2 separate regions of the Homo sapiens genome follow, and region 1 is linked to region 2. A link is a loop called in an ENCODE intact Hi-C map of the cell type or tissue named here. Cell type or tissue: PC-9. All regions are shown on one strand. Links, peaks and the distances in the headings refer to the core of each region. The heading gives the core; the rest is flanking DNA. Region 1 has its middle 250 kb from the start of GPM6A-DT. Region 2 overlaps LOC105377551 (a long non-coding RNA gene).

Region 1 (10,435 bases), core at 4,139-6,638, 900 kb after region 2:
AGACAGTAAAGGCTTTGAATTTCATTCTGAATATAATAAGAAAGCTTTGGATGGATTTGAGCAGCAGAGTGACTCATCTAATATTTTTATAGAAAGGTCACTCTTGTGGCTGTGCAAATACACTGAGGAGCTTGAGGAAGAAATGAATCACAGAAACAACAGAAGCTTGGGTGGTAGTGGAAGTTGTGTTAAAAATTGATTGAATTTCTAATGTATTTTAAAGAATAAAATATATTAGAGTAACAAAATGTTCCAATTAACTGAAAGTAGATAAGAGACAGAAGCATCAAAGATGTCTCTTAAGCGTTTTGCCCAATCAAGGAGATGGAGATGACATCAACTGCAATTGGTTTGCAGATCCGAAACTCAGTGTTAGGTGAGTGAAGCTTGAGATGCCTGTTGACATGCTAATATTAGGTAAATCAATATACATAGAAACGTGGAATTAGCCATGGGTCACTATGACGATATGCATTTGGGAAGCAGCAAGTATTCACAGATATGATACTTAGTGATTATTAGACAAACCAGAGGTCCTTGGATAAAAACCTGGGACATTACCTTGTTTAGGGGTCAGGAAGACAAAGAAGATTCAGCAAAGGTAACTGAGAAAAAAATAAAATTAGGTCGTGTCAAAAGAAAAGTAAAGAAGGAAGTTTTAAGAAAGAGGCAGTAACTAGCTTAAAAAAAAAAATCCTATGACATACCTATTAACTCCTAGTTTCTAGTTGTATTAGTTTTCTAGGGCTGCTGTAATAAAGTACTACAAACTGAGTGGCTTAAACAACAGAAATTTTTTGTCTTACAGTATTGGAGGCTGGAAGTCCAATATCAAGGTGTCAGCAGGGTTGACTGCTTCTGAGGCTGCGAGGAAGAATCTGTTCCATGTCTTTTTTATAGCTTCTGGTGGTTTTCTGGAATTGCGTTCTTTGGCTTGCAATGCATCACTCAAGGTCTGCTTTCATCCATTCTTAGTATTCTCCCAGTGTGTCTGTCCAAAATTCCCCCTTTATAGAAGGACAGCAGCCATGTTGGATAGGGAAGAAGGTCCAGCATGACCTCATCTTAAGTGTCCCCCTAACAGCCCTATTTCTTTTTTTTATTGTTACTAGAAATTATTTTATTTTATTCTATTTTATTATTATTATACTTTAGGTTTTAGGGTACATGTGCACAACGTGCAGGTTAGTTACATATGTATACATGTGCCATGCTGGTGTGCTGCACCCATTAACTCATCATTTAGCATTAGGTATATCTCCTAAAGCTATCCCTCCCCCATCCCCCCACCCCACAACAGTCCCCAGAGTGTGATGTTCCCCTTCCTGTGTCCGTGTGTTCTCATTGTTCAATTCCCACCTATGAGTGAGAATATGCAGTGTTTGGTTTTTTGTTCTTGCGATAGTTTACTGAGAATGATGATTTCTAATTTCATCCATGTCCCTACAAAGGACATGAACTCATCATTTTTTATGGCTGCATAGTATTCCATGGTGTATATGTGCCACATTTTCTTAATCCAGTCTATCATTGTTGGACATTTGGGTTGGTTCCAAGTCTTTGCTATTTTGAATAGTGCCACAATAAACATACGTGTGCATGTGTCTTTATAGCAGCATGATTTATGGTCCTTTGGGTATATACCCAGTAATGGGATGGCTGAGTCAAATGGTATTTCTAGTTCTAGATCCTTGAGGAATCGCCACACTGACTTCCACAAGGGTTGAACTAGTTTACAGTCCCATCAACAGTGTAAAACTGTTCCTATTTCTCCACATCCTCTCCAGCACCTGTTGTTTCCTGACTTTTTAATGATTGCCATTCTAACTTGTGTGAGATGGTATCTCATTGTGGTTTTGATTTGCATTTCTCTGATGGTCAGTGATGGTGAGCATTTTTTCATGTGTTTTTCGGCCGCATAAATGTATTCTTTTGAGAAGTGTCTGTTCATGTCCTTCGCCCACTTTTTGATGGGGTTGTTTGTTTTTTTCTTGTAAATTTGTTTGAGTTCATTGTAGATTCTGGATATTAGCCCTTTGTCAGATGAGTAGGTTGCGAAAATTTTCTCCCATTTTGTAGGTTGCCTGTTCACTCTGATGGTAGTTTCTTTAGCTGTGCAGAAGCTCTTGAGTTTAATTAGATCCCATTTGTCAATTTTGGCTTTTGCTTTTGGTGTTTTAGACATGAAGTCCTTGCCCATGCCTATGTCCTGAATGGTAATGCCTAGGTTTTCTTCTAGGGTTTTTATGGTTTTAGGTCTACCATTTAAGTCTTTAATCCATCTTGAATTAATTTTTGTATAAGGTGTAAGGAAGGGATCCAGTTTCAGCTTTCTACATACGGCTAGCCAGTTTCCCCAGCACCATTTATTAAATAGGGAATCCTTTCCCCATTGCTTGTTTTTCTCAGGTTTGTCAAAGATCAGATAGTTGTAGATATGCGGCATTATTTCCGAGTGCTCTGTTCTGTTCCATTGATCTATATCTCTGTTTTGGTACCAGTACCATGCTGTTTTGGTTACATAATTGGAAGTAAAGCTCTCCTCAGCAAATGTAAAAGATCAGAAATTATAAGAAACTGTCTCTCAGACCACAATGCAATCAAACTAGAACTCAGGATTAAGAAACTCACTCAAAACCGCTCAATAGCACGGAAGCTGAACAACCTGCTCCTGAATAACTACTGGGTACATAACGAAATGAAGGCAGAAATAAAGATGTTCTTTGAAACCAATGAGAACAAAGACACAACATACCAGAATCTCTAGGACACATTCAAAGCAGTGTGTAGAGGGAAATTTATAGCACTAAATGCCCACAAGAGAAAGCAGGAAAGATCCAAAATTGACACCCTAACATCACAATTAAAAGAACTAGAAAAGCAAGAGCAAACACATTCAAAAGCTAGCAGAAGGCAAGAAATAACTAAAATCAGAGCAGAACTGAAGGAAATAGAGACACAAAAAACCCTTCAAAAAATTAATGAATCCAGGAGCTGGTTTTTTGAAAGGATCAACAAAATTGATAGACCGCTAGCAAGACTAATAAAGAAGAAAACACAGAAGTATCAAATAGATGCAATAAAAAATGATAAAGGGGATATCACCACCGATCCCACAGAAATACAAACTACCCTCAGAGAATGCAAACACCTCTACACAAATAAACTAGAAAATCTAGAAGAAATGGATAAATTCCTCGACACTAACTAAACCAAGACTAAACCAGGAAGAAGTTGAATCTCTGAATAGACCAATAACAGGCTCTGAAATTGTGGCAATAATCAATAGCTTACCAACCAAAAAGAGTCCAGGACCAGATGGATTCACAGCTGAATTCTACCAGAGGTACAAGGAAGAACTGGTACCATTCCTTCTGAAACTATTCCAATCAATAGAAAAAGAGGGAATCCTCCCTAACTCATTGTATGAGGCCAGCATCATCCTGATACCAAAGCTGGGCAGAGACACAACCAAAAAAGAGAATTTTAGACCAATATGCTTGATGAACATTAATGCAAAAATCCTCAATAAAATACTGGCAAACCGAATCCAGCAACATATCAAAAAGCTTATCCACCATGATCAAGTGGGCTTCATCCCTGGGATGCAAGGCTGGTTCAATATACGCAAATCAATAAATGTAATCCAGCATATAAACAGAACCAAAGACAAAAACCACATGATTATCTCAATAGATGCAGAAAAGGCCTTTGACAAAATTCAACAACGCTTCATGCTAAAAACTCTCAATAAATTAGGTATTGATGGGACGTATCTCAAAATAATAAGAGCTATCTATGACAAACCCACAGCCAATATCATACTGAATGGGCAAAAACTGGAAGCATTCCCTTTGAAAACTGGCACAAGACAGGGATGCCCTCTCTCACCACTCCTATTCAACGTAGTGTTGGAAGTTCTGGCCAGGGCAATCAGGCAGGAGAAGGAAATAAAGGGTATTCAATTAGGAAAAGAGGAAGTCAAATTGTCCCTGTTTGCAGATGACATGATTGTATATCTAGAAAATCCCATTGTCTCAGCCCAAAATCTCCTTAAGCTGATAAGCAAATTCAGCAAAGTCTCAGGATACAAAATTAATGTACAAAAATCACAAGCATTCTTATACACCAATAACAGACAAACAGCGAGCCAAATCATGAGTGAACTCCCATTCACAACTGCTACAAAGAGAATAAAATACCTAGGAATCCAATTTACAAGGGATGTGAAGGACCTCTTCAAGGAGAACTACAAACCACTGCTCAAGGAAATAAAAGAGGATACAAACAAATGGAAGAACATTCCATGTTCATGGGTAGGAAGAATCAATATCATGAAAATGGCCATACTGCCCAAGGTAATTTATAGATTCAATGCCATCCCCATCAAGCTACCAATGACTTTCTTCACAGAATTGGAAAAAACTACTTTAAAGTTCATATGGAACCCAAAAAGAGCCTGCATCGCCAAGTCAATCCTAAGCCAAAAGAACAAAGCTGGAGTCATCACGCTACCTGACTTCAAACTATAACAGCCCTATTTCTAAATAAGGTCACTTTCTGAGGTACTAGTGGTAAGCACTTCAACATATAAAATTTAGCGGGACACAGTTCAACCCATAACATGATTTTTCTATGTAATATAGTTTAGAAGTAGCTGGTTTGGACATATTTAACAAGTCCAGTACTTGGGAAATATGCTATTAAAATTTTTTCCATTATATTACAATTTATATAAATATACTTGGATATTGATGTTCTCTTTTTTGTTAATGGAAAATAAGCTGATTTTAGAATTTTAACAAAACCTCCAATACTTCTTATTTTACTTTACATCAAGGTTGGGTCAATATATCTACATTGAAATTTCCTCAGATAACCAAAATATCAGACATTAAGAAATAATCTAGGACATTGTGGAATTTTTTATGAGTATAAATGTTTTGATTAACTTTTGTGTAGCCATAATTATTAAGATACTCTTTCTAACTGAGGAGCTCCCTGTTTGCAATACTGAGAACCAGCTATGTACTACAAGGTCTAGAGATAAATGCCAAAGGTTGAGGAGAAAATATGTTTATACAAATCTCTAGAAATGGCATTTTGAAGTGAAACCTTGATGCCATTTGATTTGTTATAATTTTTTTCTTTACAATTTCATCAAAATAAAGATTCAAAAAGAAATGAATCTGGTTAACGAAGTCCCTGTTTGATTTTAATAAATCAAACCAATTTGGTTTTTTTATGAAGTTATGTTTAATTCATATTAAATCATTTTATTAAATGTCTGAGGAAAAAAATCTCAAATTTTAAAAACTTTAAACCATAAAGCAGCTCATCATAGAACATGTATTATTTTAGACTCTTGTGCTCATTAAACACAGAATTGGCAAACAATTTTGGAAATTGTATCATATATGGAATGAGAGGAGTTAAGACAACAACCTAAGTTATTGTCCGTAAAAGAAATTCTGCTTCCTAATTCAATAAGCCTTTAGAGAACCTAAGTTGCCACAGTTACCTCACTAAAGAAAAGACAAACAACGACACCTTGTGGCTAAAAACCTTCTTCCATTTTTGACAATTTTGAGTTTCCGAGGCTTGATACGAAGTTGTAGCCTTTCTAGATGAATACACAGCATTAGATAAAAGAATTATAAATATATAATAAAATTGAACATACATATTCAGTTTGTATGCTAATGAAATTAGATTTAAAAATAAAATTGATTTCAATAGCTCTGGTTTCTTTTTCCTATAAAAGTAACATTTAATGTGATTCAAAACTAACCATCTAAAATAAAATCGTAACAACAAATTACAAATGAGCATTTTAGTTTCTAGTAATGTATCCATTATTTAGTATAAATGTATATTGGTAAATTGGATAAACTGACAACCCGAGTACTTCCTACAGCTTTATGATTCAGCTAATAGAAACCATTATCACAATGCTCGTACCTGAAGCACCCAAAAAAAATAATTTCTAAGTCATAGTCCTTTGATCAAGACTCAAAAACATACAGCAAAAGGGAAAAATGTAATCTTTTTTTTCTTTTTTTTTTGAGTTGGACTCTTGATTTGTCACCCAGGCTGGAGTACAGTGGCATGATCTTGGCTAACTGCAATCTCTGCCTCCCAGGTTCAAGCAACTCTCCTGCCTTGGCCTCCCAAGTAGCTGGAACTACAGGCATGTGCCACCACACCTGGCTAGTTTTTGTTTTGTTTTGTTTTCTTGTTTGTTTGTTTTTTAGTAGAGACGGGGTTTCACCATGTTGGCCAGGTTGGTCTCAAACTCCTGACCTCAAGTGATCCGCTCACCATGGCCTACCAAAGTGCTAAGATTACAGGCATGAGCCACCGTGCCCATAATCATTAACTTTTCTTCAAACAGTTGTGTCGTCTGTCATAAATACCGAAGGTCCCATCATATTTACTCAAAATACTAAAAGACTAAAGAGAAAGACACTGTTTTTTCATGACCTCATTAATTTCTCAGTCTGGATTTAAGGCATTTTTATATGCCAAATCATTATTTAGGAGACCTATTAAAAGCCATCATTTTCTCACAGGAAGTGTTAAAATAAATAGGACGTTTTGAAAACTAGTCATTATATTTTGTATCTAGAAGTAGCTGGGGATAAGTGAGAGTCATGTAGATTTTCCCATGTTTGTCGAGATCCACTTGTCTTATGATACTGCTTCTGATCAAAATCATATGAATGCTTCTCAGAACCATTCCCTGAGAAAAAACATCTCCTCATCCTTTTAGTTTTGAATTTTTCTCTTTGTCCATTAGATCTATGACTTTATTGTAAACTACCTCAAATCCTTGGTGGAGCCAGCTGGTTAGGAAAACAAATTAAAATAATAAAGGATGAAATGAGTAATTATAGCTAGCACCTATGGAAAACTTACTGCATAAAACGCAGTGTTCTGAGTGCTTTACATGATTTAACTACAATTTCACTTCAAAAGCCTGTATGTATGTGGTAGATACTATCCCCATTTTATAGGTGGGACAACTGCGTCATTGATTAAGTATCTCACCCAGGGTTGCAGAGCTAGTAAGTGGCAGTTCTAGGATTCAAACGCGGGCAATTTTCTAAAGGCTGCTATCCTGATTCAAAAGGAGAGGGAAACACCATTGGTTTCCCAGCTTGGAGACAGTTCAGAGATGGATGCCAGTCATGGTGCAAACAGGAGACCTCAGACAAGCTACTCAGCATCCATAAACTTCTAGAGGCTTAAATGTATTTAAGCAATACATGTATTTTTCAAGAATTCCAGGATTCAGTGAGCTTTCTGGTAAAGCTTTGGCCAGAAGACCACCATCCTATTGCTTATAAATTGTTTGTTGAGGGGAACAAAGAGGGCATTTAAAAGGAACCAGTTCCTATATTCCACTTGGAAGTCTTGGGCTTCTAGGGAACAACCATGTTTTGATTCTCCAGATATCACGATCATTTAACAAATGAAATGCTGAGTCTGAGAAAAATAAAACTGAATATTACATTCGAAGTCGTTTTGCCCTACCACAATATCTTTCATGGCTCCAAGGCATGTCATCAAGTGCTCAAAATATCCTCTAAGGAACTTTCACTTAATTTGCTTGATTTTTAAATATATATTTTTAATTCACCTGATATTTGAAAGAGCCACAAATCCCACAAATTACTGTATTTACTCTGTGGAGCCTGGGGAATTTAGGATTAACTGAGCAGTTGGGGTGTGGGGGGTGGGGGTGGAAAGTGTTAAACTAAAAATAAAAAGGTTTAAAATGTTTTCCAAAATTCTTGAGCATAAGAATGTAGGATTTAGTACTCTAATTAATGGGATTAGATGGTTTAGAGGAGCTTGAAAATGGATAAACTGGAATTTTTCACAGTAAAGTAGACAATTCTAACTTCATTTACCTTAAAGTAGAAAAATTACATTAACTCATCTGTATCTCCAGAGTGCTGACACAAAGTGGATCTTGTTTATACTAAATAGAATAGAGAAAAAAATTTTCAAAGACTGGGCAAAGATAAAGCTGCAATAAAAGTCATCAGTGCTTGAAACACTCAAATGTTCCCTGAAGACTTGACTTTAAATTTCCAATTTAAATGGAAAAACTCTTAAACAGCATCACATTTACAATGGTGCACGCCAGTTATGTAATAGGAGGATAGACATAAATGCCAAAGGTTAAGTAAATAAATTGGTATTTATACACAGCTCTAGAAATGGTATTTTGAAATGAACCCTTGGTTTCTGTTTGATTTGGACCATCTCTCTTTCTCTTACTAATCCAGTTCAATCAAAACAAAATAAGGATTCAATAAAGACTGAATCTGGTTAACGAAGTTCCTATCAATTTCAGTAATTTAAACCAATCTGTTTCTTTGAAGTTATATTTAATTTATATTGAGTTATTCTATTAAATTTTTTAAAATCCTCAAACTTTAAAAACTCTTTTAAATATGCCACAGTTCACCATAGAATACGGATAGAACCTAAAATAAAATGTGGCTTTTAGTGAGTGACCAATAATTGCAGTAGTTTTTATTGTTATTAAGAGTTTTAATTTAAGGAAGATTACATAACACGGAAATTTATCATTGAACTTACAAAGAGCGGCTGTAAAAAGGGAATGAATCATTTTTAAAATGTCTTCATCACCTAAGTTTGCTTATCTAAAGGGAATCTTTAGCTGAAATTTTAATTACCTGATATGTACACCTGTCTAGATCAAAAACTTTGAAAAGAAAACTTTTTTTTTTCTCTAATTGCCACACTGTTTAAACAAGAAAATGATAATCATTTCTTCTATGTCAAACAGATGTAGATCTTTCCAGATGCTGATAGGGAATATCCTGACATATATAGAATGTCTTTAGCTAGTGAGTCATATCAATATAACAGAGTCATAAGAATGGAATTTCTTCAGGTAATTTTCCATTCAAACTTGTAAACTTATATGTGACCCAAGAGTGTGTGTGTGTGTGTGTGTCCGTGTGTCTGTGTGTGTGTGTTTGGGGTCTATCTAGAAATAAAGCTTTGTAATAAATAATAAATCAAAAAAAATTAGAAATTTGTCCATACTATTCATTTGTTTTAATTATTTTCTTCTAAAGTTTCATATTTGTAGAATTGTTGCTTACATTTTATATACTAGTCTCATGAATGGATACAGTCTAGGAGATGCAGGATATTTTTCTGACCCCTTCGTGGGACTAGTGGCAGGGGAGCTATTTACTCAGCCCACCCCACTCAACCCCTTGCAGGAGGGAGTGAGCGAGAGAATGAGTGTGTGAACCAAAATGAGTGAGTGTAGGAACCGGCAGGCTGCTTTAGCCCCAGCAGGAGCAAACTGTGCAGGCCCTGTGGCAGCGTCCAGGTGGGGGTGCCTGTGACCACAATGCCCCAGAGAGCATGCTACAAGGCTCTCTTAGCTCCACCGTCATGCAGACAGCAGCATGTTATTAGCTCAGTGGGCCCTTTGCCTCATCGCGTGGGGCAGCTATCTTCTGCCAGCAAGGGCAAAGGGCCAGTGTGACAGCCTTTTTGGGTATCTGCACTTGGTGTTTCCCGAATTCTTGTTCAGTGTCCAAGAGGAATCAGGTCATGACAAACTGAAGGATGGTGAATGTGGAGAATTTTACTAAGCAATGAAAGTGGCTCTCAGGGAAGAGGGGAGCTAGAAAGGGGATGGGGAGGGCAGGTCACTCTCCCCTGAAGTCAGGCCACTTCTCTGCCTCTCTCTTCTGAAGTCAAGTTGCCTCTTTCCAGCATCCATCTACTTTTCCTCTCCACCGGCTGAGTCAGGGGTCTTCATAGGCACAGGATAGGGAGCAGAGTAGGCCATAGGTAATCTTGGAAAAGGCAACATTCGATTGGTAAAAAGACATTATTCACAAAGAACCAATTGGGAGAGAGCAGGCACACAGAGATGGAAGTTCTCACTTTGGGCCACAGATTCCAGGCTTTTTGGCTCAAAGGTAAGGTTTTGCCAGGGACTCACCTCGGTCTGCCTAGAATTTCTCTGCCTCCTGTCACTATCACAGGGATTCCATGTTTCTTCATTAAGACAATGATGCTAAAAGAACAAATAAAATTGCTTGGTTTTGGTATGTTGGGGCTTTTCCTCACTAACATCTTTGTATAGTCTTGAATGGCCTTTTTCCAACGCCGCCACCAACATCTCTGTGTAGTCTTGAACTGCCTTTTTCCAACCCCCACCCCCGATAGAATGTTTGATTTCTCAGTCAAATGGAATCTGCTTCCTTTGCATCCTATTAAAGAATGAACATAATTAGCCAATTAGGAGAGGATGAGACCAAATCACCTGGGATGAGGCAGCTTTAAGGTAATTGCCTAATTCAAGACAAATATGTTTTCATCATTGTGATAGGCAGTATAATGCCCTCCCTCACACTCCCAAGATGGCTAT
Region 2 (10,435 bases), core at 4,747-7,246:
CTATTTATAAACTATTCCTTTACATGCAAGTGGTTGCATCTTACTATTAATAATTATGTTGTTTATTATTTAGTGTACTTTAGGGTTTTCCCCCTTTCCCAAATGAAACCATTTTTCAATCAATTTGTCTTAGATAGGAGAAGTAAACTTTTTCCTATTTTATACAGTTCCTTTCTAGGTAGCTTCCAAACGAATGCCATTCTTACAGTCTTCTTAAAGTTTTCTTACACACAGATTGCATGCTATCTTTATACTATTTCTGTATGAGATTTCTCTTATCTTGGCCACAGCTAATGAAACCAGGAGTGGTTATGTAAACCAAACTAAGTCAACTTATAAAGTGGCTAAAAGATTGAGAGGTAGCCCAGATGCAAAACTCTGCCCAATAGAGGGAGGCTATATTGGAATGTGGCCAAAGCAATTAAATTCTTGTTTTTGGAGGGTCTGACTAGGGGATCTACTGAGGAGGTTAGCATTTGGTGGTGAGAGAAGAAGCTGAAAGTGATTGTAGAGAAACTACAAGTCAGGTGAAGACTTTCTCCTACTCCTCTCAGTAGTTGTAGAGTAGGAAGTAGTGTATGCTTGCTCTCAGGGTCTAATCAGGTAGTTAATTATTGCTAGTGTTTTGGTGTATATTTTAAATGACTTTCCAGTATCTAGAAATACTGGCTTTCCCATGCTTCAATCACTATTATTTACACAAATACTTATCAAGTGCCTACAGGCCAAGTGCATATTCCAAATCAGGATACATTAATGAACAGTAGTGCACTCACCTTCCTGGAGTTTATATCCCAATGGCCAAGATTATTTTCATCATTTTTTCTGTATCTTAATAATTAACTTGTATTACCTGAATTAATCCAAGTGAGCATTTGTTCCTTGTAGTCTGAGTTTAACAAATAAAAATGTGATTTGTTTATTTCATTTTAACAGGCAGTCTTATATGTGTGTCTTTTACAAATATTGATTCATTGAAGTTTCATGACAATTTTTAAAAGTATCCACATTTTAATAAGGGGAAATAAAGGCAAAAAGAGGTTTAAAAATTGCCTAAAGTAGATGCTGCTAGTAGTACCACCTATTACTAGCAGATGGTGCAAACAGCTTTTTAATTTAGGTAGTTTGGCTCCAACAGTCTCTTAATCACTTTTCTATGCTACCTTTTAAAACAATTTTGGTAGAATTCCCTTTGTGTTCTCAGTAATTACATTTATATGGATATGATTTTATAATCCAATACTCATCTTTTGTCTCCTAATTTCATTTTTCTTGAGGATAGGTGTCCTATTCAGTCTTGAATACACATCATCACAACTATCTACAGCTAGAGGACTACAAATACTATAGGATGATGAGGTGACAATATTATTGGTTACCTTGTCACCAGTTACATCAACAGGTACTAACTGTTCTTTGAAATCTTTCTAGAACCATCAATCACTGTAGAAGCACATATTATTGTATACAGTGACATCATCATGAATCGCAGTGATTTCCAAAGGGATATGTGCAATATTAACATATCTTTTATATGCCATAAGTTCTGAATCATAGGGGTGAATTGACATAATACAGTTAGCCTCCAGATACTACAGTAATTCTTCTGCAAGATGACTTACGTTGTTATATAATATCACTGAGAAAGTTTTCAATGTCATTCTCACCTTTGCTATGTGTAAATCTCTATTGGTTTGGATACACTTTTTTTTTTTTCATTTTCTTTAGGTTGTTTTACTACGTAAAATTGTGTGAAAAGGTTGAAAACGTGGATACTTGAAACCCGTATGCAACATCTGGTTGACCTCATTCTGCCTCCTCAATGTATAAAAGTGTGATAAACACCATATACAAAGTATTATATTCACACTCATTACTGACAAGCATATTTTGAATATGATTTACCTTCCCATTTTTGTTTCAATGATTGAATCTTGATGTAATTTGCCAAGATCCCAGAATCTACCGCAGATGTTTTTGATATTTACCCACTAGCCCCACTGGGACAATGATTGTTAAAATTCAAAGTTGCACATATTCTATTGTAATTCATTGGTGTAAAAGGATTAAAATGTTCAAAATGTTTCAGGTGGCTTTCAAAGTTATCCCCTGAAGTGTGAACTCGTTACCAAGGAAACACATTGCAAATGTTAGTAAATCTTTCACTGACTTGCTTTTTACACGTCCCCATGGTTGGCGTGTATGCTGAGCCCATTTAGCACAGTGCTGCTGGCAGCTTCCATTCCTGTTATGTTTATAAATACATCCGAGCCTCACAAAAAAACTAGGCAGAATTGCTTGGAGAAAATTCTTCTGGTTTTCTTTGGAGTGAGAGAGCAAAAAATCAGAGGATCACATTGATTCGAAATGGCTTCGCCAGGTTAAAAAATCTGGCGTGATAGAGTTGGAGGGAATTTGGGGGAACACCAAACAGTAAAACAAACTCAGCAATTGTCATGACAATAATATTTAGACTAAATCATAATACATCATCTGGATTGATAATAATATTTAGACTAAATCATAATAAATCATCTGGATAATTGCAAATTTGAGTGGTGATAATTTTGGGAACATGTGATTAACGTATTAGAGATCAGAGTAAAAATTTGCCTTGTAATAATAACACTTTCTGGGACAAATAAAAGACCATTTTGTATTTTTAAATAATCTTTTTAACCACATGAAATGTACTATAAAAAAATTGTGGTTATATTGTCATTCAGATTCTTTTTTACTCTCAACTTTCCGACTTCAAGGCATGTGTAAGTCCATAAATTCTCAATGTGAGAGGTGTGGTGCACTGCAATGCATTATTGTATCTGTTTTGAAAGGTAATATAACTCCCTGTAATGTGGAAGGACACAGGCACAAGACAAATAAGCCATAAATAGAATTGATACTTATATCCAGTCAGAATAGTTATATTTAATTTTCTTAAGAAAATGATTAAATAATCTAGGCTACAGTCACCCTGACAATCCATTGTATGTCTCAATTTCCACTATAACCAACATTTGATAACTGGCTATATTTCATTGATTCATTTATTAGACGACCACATACTACTGATTACTTACTAGACAAGTGCTTGAGGTTTCAAAAATAAATAATAAATGGTCCTTACTCTAGGGATTGCAGTTTTAGTGGTGGCATGTATATACAGCAATTACAGTCATGTGGTATTAGAGACATGAATTAGAATGTGTGTAAGTCTTCTGTTGATCTTGATCCTCATTACTAAACTTTAACTCACCCCATTAATGGAAAGACTGTAAAAACTATCCATCTTGTTGTATGAGGAACAGCTTACTCATGGTTTCAAGCATGGAGTCACATTCACTATGACTGGGTAAAGGTCTCGGTGACTAAATCAGGTTAATACTAGGCGAGAGGCTATGACTTCCAGCATTTCTAAGAAAGGAAAATGCATACCATTTTGGCCTCAAGCACTCTGTTTTTTGTTTTTGTTTTTGTTTATTCCTCACTAGAGATGACTATAGAAAACTAACATGACTTCTAGGTAACTGGACTACTATGAATCCACCCCCAAGGTTTAGAATGCTTTTCAATGCCCCGATTGTGTAATTTAATGTGGTATTGTTCTTCCCCTCACAGGTGTCCCTCTGGCTCTACTGAACATACTGAGCAGGGACCTTGAACCTAATTAATCTCCTAAATTTTAAAACCTGTGATGACCTAGGGCAAGCATAAATTTGGAAGAAGCAAAGACAATATATTTATCTTGAAATATTTCAATTAAACTTCTGACTTGTTGACTTTATTGTAAGAGTTTGTTTTTATTTATTTATTTTTTTGAGACAGAGTCTCACTTCATCTCCCAGGCTGGAGTGTGGTGGTGCAATCTTGGCTCACTGCAACCTCCGCCTCCTGGGTTCAAGGGTTCAAGTGATTCTTGTGCCTCAGGCTCCCAAGTAGCTGGGACTACAGGACTGTGCCACCACACCCAGCTAATTTTTGTATTTTTTGTAGAGACAAGGTTTCACCATGTTGGCCAGGCTGGTCTTGAGCTTCTGACCTCAAGTGGTCCACCCGCTTCTGCCTCTCAAAGTGCTGGGATTACAGGTGTGAGTCACTGTGCCTGGTCTATTGCAATAGTTTCTAACTTGTCAGAAAGAGTGACACAAAAATTATTTTATTCATTGAAAACCCTTCTGATTGTTTCAACCATGACTATCATTTGATTTATGTGTTTGTTTTTCAGGTTTTGAAAATGACTGCCAAAAAGTTTATAAGCTGCAACATTTTAAGTAAATTTTATTATTAATGAATACACAGAAATTGAAAGTAAACTCATGGCTTCAACCTTTATACCAAACCTCCAGTAAGCAATAAAAATATCATAAATTTATTAAACAATAAACATGTACTTAGGAAAAAACAAAGGAGAATAATGAAGAACAAAGAGGCACCCAAATTAACTTTTTAAAAATTGTTACGTATTTATTTATGTATTATATTTATTTAATTAGAGACGGGGTTTTGCCATGTTGCCCAAGGTGCTCTTGAACTCCAGGGCTCACTCCATCCGCCTGCCTCAGCCTTTCTAAGTGTTAAGATTACAGGCGTGAGCCACTGTGCTGGCCAAATTAACTTTTAAAGGTTAGCCTAGTTCAAATAATTTCATGTTCCCTTTCTTTTTCCAAAATGTGCTTTTCTGTATTACAATTCTAGAAGATTAGCATGGTTTTTAGGGATGCCAATTCCTATGTTTTTAGATTATTCTGAAATTGGAGGGTCATATTATTTATATTTTGTATTCCTAAATTATAATTTTACCATGTGCCTAAGATGTTGATTTACAGTATATTTTATTTTTCTTCAGAAAGACATAAAGGAGAGATGAATCAAGGAATCTTATCCAAATGCTTTTCAAAATTAGTTTCATGCATGAGATAAAAGTTTTTAATGTCTAATTGAAATATTTATATTTTCACTATTAAGTAGAAATTGATATTAAGAATGAAATTTAGCCATATGTTGAAAGCCAGAAAGTAACAGTCAAAGAACACACCTAAATTAACAAATATTTGCTTTGTGGTTTAAACATTGCAATTAAGACACTATTGTTACTTTGAAGGTATAGATTTTAAGTCACACGTTGAAATAAGGCAAAGAACATGACATATAATTGTAACTAAAACGTGGCCATCTTGACAACATATTTTGATATTCCATAGATTCTATCTCTTATATATGTGATACCATGGTGCTAAATCTTTATACTATTAATGGCTGGTTAACTCAATCAAATAAACCAGTTGTTTTAGTATTTTAAGGTAGAGGTTTCTTATATGCTATAATAATGGAGAACTAAGCGAGAATTCTCTTTGTCTCTTCATCTTCTTTTTGCATGTAAAGTTGTGTCTACATTTAGCATATCCAACATTTTGGCATTCAGTCAACTGTGTGGAAGAGTACATTGACTTCAAATGAAGCACAGAGAAGTGGAACAGGAACTTCATGTTAGGGATCTAAATGCTAATGAGACCCTTGCACATGCTTTCTTGACTTCGAAATTAATATACATACTCATCAGTACCCTGTCTTTCTATTTCTTAAATTAGCTCAAGAGAGCAGCATGGTTTCCAGCGATGGTTAAACATTTCCACCAAGAAGCCTTAGTGAAATTGGAAAGTAATTGGAAGACAAAACAGGTATCTATGGCATATTCTCTTCTGTAACACTGAATTTTTTTTCTGTTTCTGTTTCAGATTTTATACTCATTCTAATTTTACATTTTTAGTATGTATTTCTTTCAAACTTTATAGTAAAATTGTCTCCACAGGAAGATATTAGCATTTATCTCACAGTTGCTAAACCCTCTTACTACAATTTGAAGATCAAGAACAGAGACTGATGGAGAGTATAGTTCTGGCTTCAACAGTGACTAGCATCAGTAGCCTCGAACAAAATTGCCTTATATCCTTAGGCTCCATTTCATTGCTTGTAAATAAGGGTTTTGAGAAAGTTCTGCCACAAAACTGTTTAATGAAGCTGTTAAAGTATAAGGTTTATATTGACTTGTTGTATTAAAAAGATTTAAAACACCCTTTTATGCCAAAATCTTGCCCCCAATCATTAATGAAATTAGCCTCATGGTTTTTTTTGAATGACATCTACAATTCCGAAACCAATGAGAGGGAGCCCTCTTGTGGTTTAGGCATAGAGTGGCTTATGTTCTAGCTGCATTTATAAGATACAAGAATGTATAATCTTTGAAAAATGTAACAACCTTAGATACCTACTGAATATGATCTAAAATTTATAGGAAATTTAAAAATTACAATTTTGGATATGTATACTTGTTCTTTAAATAATTCAGGGGAGTTTTTGAAACTAAAAGTATGCAGCACATAGTATGTTGCTGTCTGTAATTATATTCTTATTTAGTAAAAACCTTTCAGTATATACTTGGTTAGTAGTTATAATGATCAGTAAAGACACCAAAGTGGTTCAGGTCACCTCACTTAGGAAGTAGAGGACAAAATAATGACATTAAAATAGATAACTGCACATTAAATACCTTTTATACTCTTTAACTGTATTTCTGAGTGATAAGCATCAAACATTTTGATCACTTAGGGATTTACCATGCTTATAACAGCAGGTGAACTTGCTATATTTTGTTGCTTAAGAATACAATATATAACACATATTAAAAGGTAAAAAATTAAGTAAAAAATTTATGAAGCTAAGGTTAATTATTATTAAAGAAATTTCAAAAATTAAACTTACTGTAGCCTAAGTGTACAGCCTTTAAAAACTCTACAGTAGTGTGGCTGGGCATGGTGGCTCATGCCTGTAATCCTAGCATGTTAGGAGGCCAAAGCAGATGGATCACCTGAGGTCAGGAGTTCAAGACCAGCCTGCCCAATGTGGTGAAATCCCATCTCTACTAAAAAATACAAAAGTTAGCTGGGCATGGTCGTGGGCGCCTGTAATCTCAGGTACTCAGGAGGCTGAGGCAAGGAGAATTGCTTGAACCCGGGAGGCAGAGGTTGCAGTGATCTGAGATCACGCCACTGTACTCTAGCCTGGGCTACAAAGCGAGACTCCATCTCAAAAAAAAAAAAAAAAAAAAAAAGGTCAACAGTAGTGTAATAATATCCTAGGACTTCATACTCACTCACCACTTACTCAGGGCAACTTCCAGTCTGCAGGCTCCTTTCAAGTTAAATGCCCTATATAGGTGTACTGCATTTTACCTTTTATTCTATATTTTTATTGTACCTTTTCTATGCTTACATATGTTTAGAAACACAAATACTTACCATCGTATTACAGTTGTCTGCACTATTCAGTATAGTAACATGCTGTACAGGTTTGTAGCCTAGAAGCAACAGACTATCCCATATACTCTAGCCTAGATGTAGTGGTCTATCCCATGTAGGTATATAGAAATACACCCTATGGTGTTTACACAATGACAAATCATCTAATGACACATTTCTTAGAACATATTCCTGTCATTAAGCAACTCATGACTTATACTAGCACATTAATATTACTTTTTAAAGTTTCTTTTCAGAAATGAAATTATATTATCCATTAGGTGAATAAGGCATATGAACATAATTTCCCTAGTTGTATATTTGGTGACTTGAAATTTCATCTTTTTTCATTTACCCCAGCATTTTCATTAATGTTCACAGATAATATAAAAAGATATTTCAAATATAACCAATTCGCAACAGTAAATGGATTCTAATATATTTGATTTAAAGTAAATTGCAAATAACATAACATGTTCATTTGTTTCTCATATTCTTTTTCATTCAAGAAGGAAAAAACACAAATTAATCACCTAAGTTGGAAGGATATTTCAATCCACTATATGCAATGCATCAATATAAGTTCCATCACTTTAGAAAAGACTGATTCTTGCTTAGAGATTATTGATTACCCAGGAGAATTACTAACCTAAAGTGAAAATAAAAGAAAACTCTTGTCTATGACACACGGTTCCTGCAGATTATTTCCTGTTTTGCTTTGCTCCTGAAAGTGGAGGAAGCTTTTCTGTTTGTTACCCATTGAAGTTTTCATGGCCTAATAATGTGGCGACTCAAAAAATTTGCTGATGATAAAGAGGAGAACAAAGGAAGCACCCAGCTTCAATTCTGGTATTTATCAAATAAAATGTGATAGAGTAAAGCAGTGTTTCTTAGAAAGGATCTAATAATTTATTATCAATCTTCTTTAACTTTCTGGCAATTAAAAATAAATTTGTGCTTTTGGATTTTCTATTATCTGTCAAATAATTTGGCAATTTTAATAAATTTATTGTTTTTGATTTATATTTCATTCCAATTTTCTTTGATTAGCCACTTAGGAAATTCAATGTTATACCTGTAAGCTTGATCTTCCACAGAATAAGTATTTCAAACAAGGTCAATCTGTAGGAATTTGCTTTTTGGGGAGGGAGAAGTCATTTAAATAAGACTCTATAAACATACTTATTTCTGTAACAGATCATTTAGAAGAGTTATTTTTTTCCCCCAGAAAGAAAAGGAACCTGACATCAAAATAGAGATTTTGTAACGGCTTAAGAACAGAGACCAGTTTGGAAGATCAAGAGCCATTAGGTTACAGAACTGTGAGTGAATGTCACATGCATTTTAACTAGTATTCCTTCATTGTTTGAAGAACAAGTGTTCAGACAATTCATTCCTCATGTCACAGAATGGGCTATAGATGATGATAGGATTCTCTCCTGGACCACGCTCTGGTCATACTCCTCTGAGATCCCTTTTTGATTAGGCCCCAACTTGGGTTCTGTTCTTGGCCTAGTTAGTTCAATTAGGCAAGAATTCTGCTGGTTCAGTTTAACGAAAATCCCTTATCTTTGATATCTAATCAAATTTCTTATCCCCCCCACATTCAGTATCTTATCACCCTGGCTGCATTCAGCAAGAATTTTGCTAAGTCAGTTTAGCCAGAATCCCTTCGAGGTTTCCTCTCTAGTAATTTTCCACCCACTGACCATCACTTATCCAAAATCCCCACTTATCCTGGTATTCAGAATGCAGCCCCGTTCTATACTGAGGTCTCTCTGTCCCCAGTGCAATAGTTCCTGAATAAAATTTGCCTTCACTGCTTTAACTTATGTCCAGCTCTGCTTTTCTTTCACAGTGCCAGCTTCTGTTCACAACCCAGCTTCCAGTTAACAGTTTGCCCAAGTGAATTTTTAAATACTGTCAGAGCAGTACAATGTTGGATAAAGAGCATCAACAGAGATAACCTGATAAGACAACACATGGGGTCAAATATACAAATATAAAGAAACATAAAAACAAACTAAATATTTATAGTATAGTTCAGTAAATATGGTCTAATTCAATTTAGGATTCCAATGAATGCGTATTTAAAAATGCAAATTACACAAAATTACAAAGAAGGAATATATTTAGAAAATCAGTTTATCAAGGCAGAAAGCAACTGTCAGCAAGAGTATATTGAAATAAACTATGTAAAGAAAAATAACCAATGTAGTGATATGGAAAATGATGAATATCATGAGAGTAATGAAAGTATTTTAAACCATAGTAGTATAAATTGACTTAATTAATCACAGTTTACCAATAAGCTTCTTTCCATTCTTAGTGTGGTCACATTACATTTATTCCTATACATTTTGTTTAGGGATCCATTACCTATAGATATCGCTAACACTTGTACTTACAGATGACCTGGACTGATTCTATGGCAGTATTTCAGTACAGAGTTTTTGCTGATGTCATGATATGAACCACATAAGCAATTAGTGAAGGCCAGCTTACTGAAGAAAATCATCATGCTGATTTAGCAAGGAATTTTCAATCTAAGTTTTTTTCCTGAACTTTGTGCCAGTCAATATATAAAAGTGTCAAACACTATTACATATAAATTATAGGTACTTTAAAAATGATAGACTAATTATCACACACCAAATAGTAATATTTTCTTAAATTTCTTGGCCGGGCGTATTTTTGGAGGCCAAGTATTTTTGGAGGCCGAGGGGGGGCGGATCATGAGGTCAGGAGATCGAGACCATCCTGGCTAACACGGTGAAACCCCATCTCTACCAAAAATACAAAAAATTAGCCGGGCATGGTGGCGGGCACTTGTAGCCCCAGCTACTTGGGAGGCTGAGGCAGGAGAATTGCTTGAACCCGGGAAGCGGAGGTTGCAGTGAGCTGAGATCGCACTACTACACTCCAGCCTGGGTGACAGAGCGAGACTCCGTCTCAAAAAAAAAAACAATTCCTATTTGTTTACTACTATTCTATCACTAAACTCCAGTCTAACTCTGTGGAGGAAAAAAGAAAGATGAAATTATAGGTTTAAAAAAACATCAGTATTCCATTTTGAAATAGTCTCTATGGGTAAGTCAAGTGAAAGTGGTTTATTCAATAAACAGATTTTAAGAAGTCTT

Evidence for each region. Hi-C counts contacts between places; a loop is a spot of excess contacts. Peaks named below come from ENCODE experiments on the same cell type or tissue, not always from the same donor. Only the 100,000 strongest peaks of a DNase experiment are listed, where the experiment ranks them.
Region 1: it touches region 2 in a loop (9-fold over the local background); 3 of 110 quality-filtered maps call a loop at or near these places.

Annotation. Positions count from the first base shown.
Region 1 is chr4:175,531,501-175,541,935 of GRCh38, forward strand. No RefSeq gene overlaps it. Among named protein-coding and RNA genes, the nearest start is that of GPM6A-DT, 250 kb to the right of the region's middle. In PC-9, for the core only: a CTCF peak has its summit at 5,579 (motif pointing left); no DNase peak of the experiment used is centred there.
Region 2 is chr4:174,626,188-174,636,622 of GRCh38, forward strand. LOC105377551 (a long non-coding RNA gene) reads left to right here. Exons shown (of 4, transcript XR_939494.3): 1 at 1-1,402; 2 at 4,226-4,345; 3 at 5,589-5,678; 4 at 8,524-9,114. Among named protein-coding and RNA genes, the nearest start is that of HPGD, 110 kb to the left of the region's middle. In PC-9, for the core only: a CTCF peak has its summit at 6,137 (motif pointing left); no DNase peak of the experiment used is centred there.